Regions from separate parts of the Homo sapiens genome. Here all the other regions are linked to region 3. A link is a contact called in ENCODE Hi-C or POLR2A ChIA-PET data. All regions are on one chromosome and are shown on one strand. The core of a region is the stretch at or near the end of the contact, and the rest is flanking DNA. Distances in the headings are between cores, read along the strand shown. Region 1 overlaps ACYP2 (acylphosphatase 2). Region 2 overlaps LOC102724072 (a long non-coding RNA gene). Region 3 holds the start of CIMIP6 (ciliary microtubule inner protein 6).

Region 1 (3,645 bases), core at 427-2,926, 90 kb before region 3:
AACCTAGAGCCTCCCGCTACTGCCCATGTATTTTGTAGTCTAGAATGAAGCTAATAATCTCAAGAACTGCTTCCTAGAAAGGTTAAGGAGAAAAGCATGCCCCATCCCACTTCTCCTCCCATTTCCCACTCTTGAAATAGCATTGTTAGCATCTGATGTGAGCCAGAGGAGTATTTGAGGCTGTGCCATATGTCCTTGTTAGAAACACTGAGCTTATAATGACTAAGAAACTCCAGGGGGTTGTCTAAACCACCAAGGTTATAAAGGGCACAGCATCATCACAGCTGAACTAAAATTTAATATGATTCTTACTTTACCACCCATGGTGACCTAAGAAGGTGGTAAGGGGGACAAACTCTAAATAGAGGGCTCAGTTGTGGCTCACCAAGAAGCTAAATATGCTGTTTTCATGGTAGAATAGGGAAGAAGAAACTGGTAAATATTTCCAAATGTCATGTGTTTACATATGAATCTATTCACTTCTTTATTTTTAAAATTCTTCTGAGAAGTACTTTAGAAGTAATCCCTAAATTTAAAGTATTTATAACAAAAATTTTACATATTCTCACCAGTTTAGAGCATTACCCAGAAGGAATTGTGACTCCATGGTCCAGGGGATTAGAGTTAGTCATTAGGGGTGGGAATTTCTTCTCAGAACGAAGTTAGAGCTCTGTAACCATCTTATGTGACCAAGTAGATGTTTGAGAAAGATCTGGAATTAACGTAATGAAGGTGAGTAGCACTGAGAATGCCCATAGAGTCTGTAGCTTAGATGGGGGTGGGTGTCACCATGATCTTAGTGTTGCACTTTTTGGAAACTAGGTTTAGGTGAGGAATGAAGTCACAATCCCCTAAGAAGGGAATAATGAATAAACTAGTTATATCAGCTTATTACTTTAGAGTAGAAAACAGACCTCATGCAGGAATCATTCTGCATATGTGGTGAAGCCTTCTTGGTGAGCAGACAAACAAAAAAGAAAATTCACTTTTTCTAAAAAAATAGCACATCAGACCTTTGTAGCCTGGAGAACTCATTCTTCTCTACTTTAGAGGTGTTTCTTTTTCTAATAACTGGGAAGGGCTGTCTCTAACCGGAGCTCCTGTACCACCCCTAAAGATATCAATAATTTCTCATTCTCCAACTTTTAGTTTTCCCATTTTTATTGGTCCTCAAAACTTTGTCTTTGCGGCACTCCCTGCCTCATCATACTTGTGACAAGTTGAATTCCTAAGACTCAGGCTCGTATTACAAAGGATGCAATTTAGATGAGCAACTCCCTGGTGAGATGAGTGGCTCTCTGGCAAACGGGGTGGGGAACATAGAGAACTAAGAGTCAGGAAACTTGGGGCCTATATCTAGGGCATCTGTTACCTAACATTCTGACCCAGACTATGTTTTCCTTGCTTCAGTGGCTTAGGCTGCAAAATAAGGTCCCTTTCACCTTTGACACATAATCCAGATCTTGTACTTTACTTTAGTAATTTTAGAAAGAAGACATTTAGGCCGAGGAGATGAATGTCTGTTCTCATTGAGGTAATGAGGTTTTCTACCACTTTATTTTTCTTGGTAAAGTCTTTGCTTATAATCTGGCAGCCTTTATTTGTATTCCTTTTTCTTCCTTTGGCTGGCTGGAGAGCAAGTGCCATTGACATGGCCCAAAGAGTATCATCTTTTCAGCCTTGGAGCAAGGAGTCTCAGAGTAGAGCACCCCCACTCCCTCCCCAAATGCCTGTGAATGACAAGGCAGGAAAAACATTTTTTAATTAAGTCAATTCAGTTGTTACAAGTTGAATTAATCTCTAATTTAGGGATATCATGGGAAACTATTTATAATATATGCCAGCTGACCCTTATCCAAATTTCCATGGAAATAGCAATGTTATAACACAGGGTGTTCTTGGACTGCTCTAAAAATTCCAGCTGGTTTAAGTATGATATTGAACCGAAAAATGAAGCCTTCTACTAACAAATGTGTTGAAGTATGCACTCAGGTGCTCAGGAGGTATAGGCTTAGCTTGAAAAAATTCAAGGCATGATACCCTGGGCTTTCCCTCAAACCTCTTTAATTAAGACCTCTGATATTGTTGTGTTGTTTCTATCTGAAGTCAAATGGGAATTGCAGAAAGTTTTGCAGTTTTTTTTTTCTCCTCCATGAGGTAGAGATTCGTCTATGCCAGGAGAAGTGAAGATAGTCACGTCTTTCTCTTGAATGATGTAATAAAGTTTTGCAAGGGATAAACCATGTTTCACTTGTATCAGATTTATTTATCAAATGTGTTGCCATTAAGAGTATGAAAATATTTCAGCTGAGGCCAGGCGCAGTGGCTCACGCCTGTAATCCCAGCACTTTGGGAGGCCAAGGCAGGTGGATCACCTGAGGTCAGGAGTTCAGGACCAGCCTGGCCAACGTGGTGAAACCCTGCCTCTACTAAAAATACAAAAATTAGCTGGGCGTGGTGGCAGGCACCTATAATCCCATCTACTCCAGAGGCTAAGGCAGGGAGAATTACTTGAACCCAGGAGGCAGAGGTTGCAGTGAGCCAAGATCACGCCATTGCACTCCAGCCTAGGTGACACAGCAAGACACTGTATCAAAAAAGAAAAAAATTCAGCTGAAATAATAGCATATGGGAGAAATTAGCCATGTATTTATAATACGCGTAGTAAAAGTGCAGACGCTATGACTATATTGCATGCTTGGTGAAAGTAATGGCAGGTTTGCTATGTTCAAAACATTTGAATTAATCTGTTCAAACCATGCACAGCATTACAGAATTGACATTCCAGCACAGTGACTGCAGTCTGCAGCAGTTGCAGTTTTGTCATCTATACAACGTCAAACAAGATGCAAACCACCAGGCTTGGTAGATAGAATACCCTTTGAGAATTAAGTAATCCTGAGATGACTTTGCTCATCATTGATGTCCTGTGACGTCAACTGAAGGCTTGTCTTGCCCATTTCACCTTGTCATTGTGGTTATTGGTTTTCTCCATTAAAATGGAAAATTGGATTATATTTAGCAGAATGAACATATATTTGATGCTTTAGGTAAAATATATACAGTCATATGCCACATAATGACTTGATGTTTTAGGTAAAATATATACAGTCATATGCCACATAATTCAACATTTTGATCAACGATGAACTGCATATATAACAGTGGTCCCACAAGATTAAAATTAATATTTTTACTATACCTTTTTTATGTTTAGATACACAAATGTCATTGTGTTACAGTTGCCTACACTATTCAGTAACATGGCATACTATACACTCCATTGCACTCCATGTGCGCCATTGCACTCCAGTCTAGGCGACAGCCTAGGTTTGTAGCCTAGGAGCAAATAGGTTATACCACATATCCTAGGTGGGTAGTAAGCTATACCATCTAGATTCATGTAAGCACAGTCTATGATGTTCACACAACAGTGTAATCACCTAACGATGCATTTCTCAGAATGTATCCCAGTCATTAAATGATGCATGACCGTATGTATTATCTGAAGTTAGCACCCTTTAGCAAACTCCTGAATCATTAATTTGCAACCCTTTGGTTACATCTTTTTTCTTACCATTATAAGAATTTGCTTAATATGAATTTGTGGATTAAAGTGATTTAAAGTGCTCTCTATATCAGGGA
Region 2 (3,227 bases), core at 405-2,904, 110 kb after region 3:
ACCCCCCACCATGCCCAGCTAATTTTTGTATATTTTCAGTAGCGATGGGGTTTCACCATGTTGGCCAGGGTGGTCTCGAGCTCCTGACTTCAGGTGATCCATCCACCTGGGCGTCCCAAAGTGCTGGGATTACCAGTGTGAGCCACCGCACTCAGTCAGATTTTTAAAAGAGGTAAAACCAGGATAAGATATGAGAAAACAGTCGTTTCATACATTGTTCATAAGTGTATAAATTGATATAATGTTTTGTGTTGGCAATGTTGCAATACTTATTAAAATTGAACCCCACATTTTACTTCTACTGTAGAAGTAATTATAGTAGTAACCTATAGAAAACATTCCCCTAAGTACACAAAGACAAATGTACATGAATGATGTACATAGTTCCTAACAGCTAAACACTGGAAACAAACCTCTGAAAAGAATTTGGTAGATCTATATGTACTTACACAGAAAGGGTTCCAAGATACAGCAACATGTAAAAAGAGCAAGTTATAAAAATGATTTAGAAAATGATTCAATTTTTGTTATATGCAGAGGAAAAAAAATCTAGTGTCATATAGACTAAAATATAAATACTAGCTATTTCTGGGGGTTGGCATTTTGGAGTACCTTCCATTTCTATCTCATGTTATTTCTGTAATATTTGATCATATACTAAGGGTAAAAGAAAAACAATTTAAAAAATAACAGTATGAACATCACTTACATAGCTTTCTTGCCAACCCCCAGAAATAGCTAGATTAGATTCAGGATCATGTTAAATCTGAAGCTAAACATGAGGAAACAACAATCAGATAAATCCAGATTGTGTGAGATGCTGCAAGATAACTAACCTGGACTCCTAAAATGTGTCAATGTCATGAAAAATGAAAAGAGTCATGGAGACTGTTCTAGATTACAAACAACTAAAGAGACCTGACAATGAAACACAATATGTGATATCTGACTGGATTCTAAATTTAGACACACATGAAAAAACATTATAAAGGACCTTCATGGAACACAACTGCATGGGTGACTCTACATGACAGAATAGTATTTCTAGGATCATATTTTGGGAAATGCTGGGATAGAAAATGTCCCTTTAACTGAAGCTTATTGTGACCCTTCATGCTAGATGTTCCTATATTTTTTTTTCTTATTTAATCCTGGTAATTTACAGAAGAAGATGATGATTTTCTATCAAACTTAAACTCTAATTATTACTCTGATTGTTGAGAGATGCCAATATATTCATTTCTAGAATATCTTACCTGGTTTATAGATTTTTCAATTAGTGCTTAGATACCAACTGTAATTTATTATCAAGTTGGGGAATTTCTGAGCTGTAGGGGATCTTAGAGGAATTGTGGGATCAACCCTTATCATTTTACAGATGAGCAAAGGAACTCCGATGGGCTATGTGACTTACAGATATTTAATTAGGAGAACCGGCTTTGGAAACCTAGCCTCCAAATTCAGTAGTCTTACCATAAAACTATTATGATTTACTTACCCTTGCTGAATGCCAGCAGTGGACAAGGCATCATAACGGCCTGCCCTAAGGCACCCTTCTGCCGGAAAGAGGCTCAACACTTGAGGAGGAATTGCATGACAATCTTCAGGGAGCAAGAGCATCCAACTCCCCGCACTTCTAATCATGCAGGCAGTCTGCCGAGTCCACGTTGCACTAAGGCATGCCCTTTGCCTGACTTGTTTGTTACATAAGAAAGCACTAGGAGTTCGAGCCAATACTCTTTTTTCTTTAAAAAAAAAAAAAAAAGACAAAAGACAAAGCAAACTGACTGCTTATGGAAGATGGATCACAAAAGAGTCCTAAGTCCTTTCCTTATCCTCCTAATAAACGTTTCCCTCACAACATATTTCCAGTAGGCCTCAATCCATCTGGTAGAATGATGGGGGAGATTAAATCATTTGTTCTTTATAAAATGTGTGTAACACTTTCTCAACTACACTAAGACTCCAGATTTATACAACCCTCATTTTATATCTCCCTCTGAGAATAACCTCCTGATTTACAGGATTTAAAGAAGTCAAAAGCCCTTCTCCCTAAAGCAATTTTCTTCACTGGCTTATACCCATTCTTTTTTTAGATGGAGTCTCTCTCTGTTGCCCAGGCTGGAGTGCAGTGGTGTGATCTCAGCTCACTGCAACTTCTGCCTCCCAGGCTCAAGCAATTCTCCCTAATTTTTGTATTTTTAGTAAAGACCGGATTTCACTATGTTGGTCAGGCTGGTCTTGAACTCCTGACCTCAGGTAATTGGTCTGCTTCGGCCTCCCAAAACGCTGTGATTACAGGCATAAGCCACCATGCCTGTCCTTATACCCACTCTTTAGGAGGCCAATGGAATGCCCCCCAATGATGATAGTAAAAGGGTGACTTCCCTTGTTGAGGGGGTAGGACAGGCACAGGGCTCTTGAGAGCACAGAGAGCCACAAAGGTGACCAAGACCAAGGTTTGTAGAGGTAAGTCCAAGTCTAAATAGCTGGAAAAGCACATGCAACCTCAAATCTGGAGACTACCAAGATTGTGGTCGTGAATCGAGGGTTTGGAATTGAATGGAAATGGGTTGGCTGCACAGACAGGTCAGGGCCAGGCAAGACTGTCTTGGAAAATAGCCCCAGATTCTAGCTGGCATGTGTCGTTTGCCATGTGTGGTTGGCAGGGTCTTGTGTCTCGAATTGGCTGATGTGGCCAGGATCAGGTGGGACCAGAAGAGCCACTGCACGATCAGTGAACTACTGTTGAGATCTCCAGGGCCTGAGTTAGGGTCTGGAGTGAAAACTGGATCCCCACATTCAGGGGGTCAGCAGGGTGTGAGGTCAAAGGTAAACCCATTGTTGGTCTAATAATCAAATTTGACAAATCAAAAGAGGAGTAAGAATCCAAGCATGAAGCCACGGAGAGCAGGCAGCCCAGGCAGCCAACCTTAGAAGTGTGTAGTGCAGGGCTGGGGTGGAGAGGGGTTGGGAGGATGCCAGGCCCAAAGAGTAGATGGTACAGCCACTTTTCATCGTGTTCCTGCTGTTCCGAATGGGGACGTATCTGTGTCATTAAAATACCACTGGACATTTGTTTACTCTGTTTCTTTGCAATTAACTGAGAGTATGAAGTAGAAAGGAGAAGTTTGCTTATGGGGAGAGTATGTTTGTGTTGACAGGAAGTCCTATGGGAGCCCTTCAGAGTTTCAAACATGCAGTCATTTTTCTGTGCCGGGGCAGGA
Region 3 (3,512 bases), core at 288-2,787:
CAGCATAAGCAGATCAAGTTGATCAATAAAAATAATGGCAAAGCACTTACTAAGCATCGGGCCCTGTTCTCAGTACTCTGCCTGTATTAAATCATCTACACCTCACAACAACCCTAGGTATTTTCCCCATTTTGTGGATGAAAAAAATTGAGGCTCAGAGAGGTTAGATCATTTGCCCAAGTGAACTAGCTAGTTAAGTGGTAAAGCCAGGTTTCAAACACTGACTGCTCCCAGACCCTAAGCTCCTAATCACAGTGTGATGGTTAGGATAAGACCAGATAAGCAGGTGGTGTTTAATACAATGCCTAACAAATGCCTGGTCCCCTAGTGGAAGCTCAATTGCTATTAGTTCCCCCTGCTTTCTGGTTTTCAACCCACTTGCCCCATATTTATTTACTCATCCACTCCTTACTCACCAAACACACACACACACAATGACACATTCACACACACTCCAGTCTTTAACAACGAAGTCCACACTCAGGTATTTAGGTCACTAGGTGTCAAATCTACACATATATTCTTCTTCCTGATAGGATTTCAGGTCACATACATAAAATGAGTCCTAGGACCAACCTCTGCTCTCCCATCACTCTCCAAGGTGAATGTAAACACACACACGAACACTGACTCTGGATTCCAAACATATACGTATGCATAGCCTGATATAAGGCAGAATTCAACTCTGGACTTTTCTTTTTCCGTTATCCAGGGAAATGCGTGAGTTACTATGACAGATGCCAAAGACTTTTGGCTCTGGTAGTGGAAATTGGGAGGCAATGGTGAAATGAAGTAAGAAATTCCAGGGCCAGAAGGTGGATGCAAGTCAGCAACGGCTTTTCCCAGGAGCTTGCTCTTTTTGGGTAAGTGCTACACATACAAGCCCCAACCCGCTGCCTAAGCTACCCTATTCTGAACCCCGCTCAGGCTGCAACAGATGACACACAGCAGGGAGCCTCATTTGCAGGAGATGAGTGTTCCCTTGCTCTATTTTAATCCTGGCAGCCCAGCCGGGGAAGGTTTTGTCAGAAATGGTGGAAAACAGTGACAACCAAGCTTTCTGGAGTAAAGGCTAGGCAGCTCAGGAGCAACCAATCACGACTCGCACAGTATTGTTAACAATACAAGGGAAAACAAGTATCCTTCCCGCCGGCCCGCACTTTTGCAGCCAGCTTGGGCGACCCGTGGCAGCGCTTTGACGACGACCTGCCGGGCTCCGGAGGGCGGGCACGGCGGAGACGGCAGCAGCGCTGCCCCGCAGCTCCGGAAACAGCCCTTCCCCTATCCTCAAGGACCAAATCAGTCCTGATAAACACCCCTCCTGGCCCTACAATGGGAAGGGCAAGTTCAAACGCAGGGCGTCGAGCCCACACGCCTAGAGACGCGGCCAGGCACCCCCGCCCTCCTCGCCGCGCAGTCGCGCACAGTGAGCAACAGTCCAGCACCAACCCGGCTTAACTGCGCCTGCGCACTCCAGGAGTTTCCCCCCACGCCCCTTTCCGAGGACTAGCGCCCGTCGCTTAGCAACGCGCGAGTCACAGTCGCCGCGCTTTGCGCACCCTTTTCCTGGCAGGGCTGCGTCCCTGTTCTTCCCAGGAGGCTCCTCGCTGCCTGGTGCCGTAGAGGCCCATGGAGGAAAAGGAAGATAAGCATCAGTAAGTGCTGGGGTTTGGTGTCTTATTTCCCTTTCCAAAAACTATTTTCCTCCTTCAGGGGGAGGCCGGGATCCAGCATGGACAGTCCAGGCCAAGCTCAGACAGCCCCCTTGCTTCTCTAATTTCCAGTTGGCTGAGCGCTTACAACAATAATTTTTAAAACGCACCGTTTACTGAGCACATACTGTGTGTCAGGGACTTGACTTGCATTACCGGATCTAAAATTCTTGAAGTCATCCACTCCTTCTCACAATTATTAGCAGATTCTGTAGTCTTTACCTTTAAAATTATCCAGAATCTACCACTGCTCATCACTTTCAGTACTGTGCCCACCCAGTCCCAAGTACCAGCTTCTCTTGCCGGGATGCTGCAACAGCCCTCCAGTTGGTGGCTTTGCTTTTCCCTTACCCCTCTGCAGCCTCCTCGACACAGCAGTCAGAGCTATCCGTTTACAGCCCAGGTTAGATCGCCGTTCTCCATCCGACATCGTAGAGTAAAAGCCAAGGCACCTCCAATGGCCTATGGAGTCTACACAACACGCCCCTTACCGTTTCTTGCCTCCCTCTGACAGGACTCTGCTACAGCAAACAGGCCTTTCTGCTATCATCTGCAGTGATAAAGACCAGCATCAGCAGCACCTGGTTGTTAGGAATGCAAATTTTGGGGACTTCCCACCCCCGAGACACACAGAATCAGAAACTCTATGGCTGGGGCTCAATAATCTGGCTTCAACCAAGGCATCCAGGTGATTCTGATGTACCTTAAATTGAGACTATTAATCAAGGTAGTACATACAGCTAGTTAGGAATGATGTGGAGCCAGGGATACCCTCTTCCAAAGCCTGTATTTTTGTCCCTGGAACAATGGTTCTCACACTTGAACGTGCATAAGAATCAGCGAAACAGCTGGTTAAAACACGTTCCTGGGAACCAGCCCCAGAGATTCTGAGTTTGCAGTGCTTTCTAAAAACAAGTAAACAAAAAACTAGGTACATAAAGGAAATGGGCCCCATAAATTTGTATTTCTAACAAGGTCACAATTGATGCCAATGCTGCTACTCCAGTGCCCATACTTTTAGAAGCAGTGCGCTAAGGATGGTTACACTTCTGCTGGGAAGCTTTGGCAGTTACAGTTCACTCTGCTAGAATGCTTTTCCCACAAATATGCACTTAGCTCTCTCTTCCCCTCTTTTTTCATTTGCCACCTTCACAATGCAGCCTCCACCCTACCTGAAAATGCAAACCTACCTCCTACATACATACACTCCCTTTTCCCATTCTCTATTTTATTATTGTCCTTAGCACTTAACAGACTATATAATTTACTTTTTCATCCGCCTTTCCCCATTAGAGTGTAAGCTCTATGAGGGCAGGAATTTTTGTTTTGTCACTGCTTTATCATCAGTGCCTCCAACAGCACCTGGCACGCAACTCAATAAATATCTGTTGAAACAATGAATTATTCAATGTTATTCTCATATCTCTTACAATAGGTATTGTTCCTATCATGCAAATGAGACAAAGGCTCAGATATGGCAGAACTGGGATTCCAGTCCCTGTCTGACTCACTTCAGAGCCCATCAGTGTTTTTATCTGTGCTTTTCTTCTGGCAAGAGATTGCTCGAGTCATATATTTCACACTTATTTATCAACCCGTAGGCATTCATACCACAAGTGCTTAATCAAATGAATTTAACTATATAACAAATAGCCCCAGTCCTTTTCTTCAAGGACTTGATCACTACAAGTGTATATTGTTGGGTGATAACTATGAGAAACAGGTGGAAAAAACTGATGCCAGAAGCCTACAATAATAAATTAATTGACCCCAAAGACTCTACCTTTAAATAAATAATTG

What was found. A loop is a pair of places that touch in the nucleus more often than their neighbours do. ChIA-PET counts read pairs that join two places held with the same protein, here RNA polymerase II (POLR2A). Pooled maps may share reads with other maps.
Region 1: a loop to region 3 is called in a map of ascending aorta, with 2.1 times the contacts of the local background. The contact joins the enhancer-like site here to the promoter of CIMIP6 in region 3. A Hi-C loop is called at or near these places in 3 of 168 maps with a recorded cell type or tissue (Caco-2, ascending aorta and left ventricle myocardium inferior) and 5 of 50 pooled maps. POLR2A ChIA-PET finds 5 or more read pairs at or near these places in 1 of 52 experiments (AG04450).
Region 2: a loop to region 3 is called in a map of posterior vena cava, with 2.0 times the contacts of the local background. The contact joins the enhancer-like site here to the promoter of CIMIP6 in region 3. A Hi-C loop is called at or near these places in 3 of 168 maps with a recorded cell type or tissue (adrenal gland, esophagus muscularis mucosa and posterior vena cava), 1 of 37 single-sample maps with no recorded cell type and 4 of 50 pooled maps. POLR2A ChIA-PET finds 5 or more read pairs at or near these places in 2 of 52 experiments (OCI-LY7 and endothelial cell of umbilical vein).

Annotation. Positions count from the first base shown.
Region 1 is chr2:54,239,420-54,243,064 of GRCh38, forward strand. The region is part of intron 3 of ACYP2 (acylphosphatase 2); the gene reads left to right. All of the region lies in intron 1 of LOC105374610 (a long non-coding RNA gene), which reads right to left. Among named protein-coding and RNA genes, the nearest start is that of TSPYL6, 15 kb to the right of the region's middle. Within about 2 kb of position 1,677, at least 7 of the 41 ENCODE cell types and tissues checked have a DNase peak (open chromatin) inside an H3K27ac peak, as active enhancers do; they include ascending aorta and left ventricle myocardium inferior, where a contact is called at or near this core.
Region 2 is chr2:54,436,822-54,440,048 of GRCh38, forward strand. The region is part of intron 3 of LOC102724072 (a long non-coding RNA gene); the gene reads left to right. Among named protein-coding and RNA genes, the nearest start is that of SPTBN1, 18 kb to the right of the region's middle. Within about 2 kb of position 1,655, at least 7 of the 41 ENCODE cell types and tissues checked have a DNase peak (open chromatin) inside an H3K27ac peak, as active enhancers do.
Region 3 is chr2:54,329,347-54,332,858 of GRCh38, forward strand. It overlaps CIMIP6 (ciliary microtubule inner protein 6), which reads left to right and starts at 1,538. Exons shown (of 5, transcript NM_001100396.2): 1 at 1,538-1,655. The coding sequence starts at 1,630.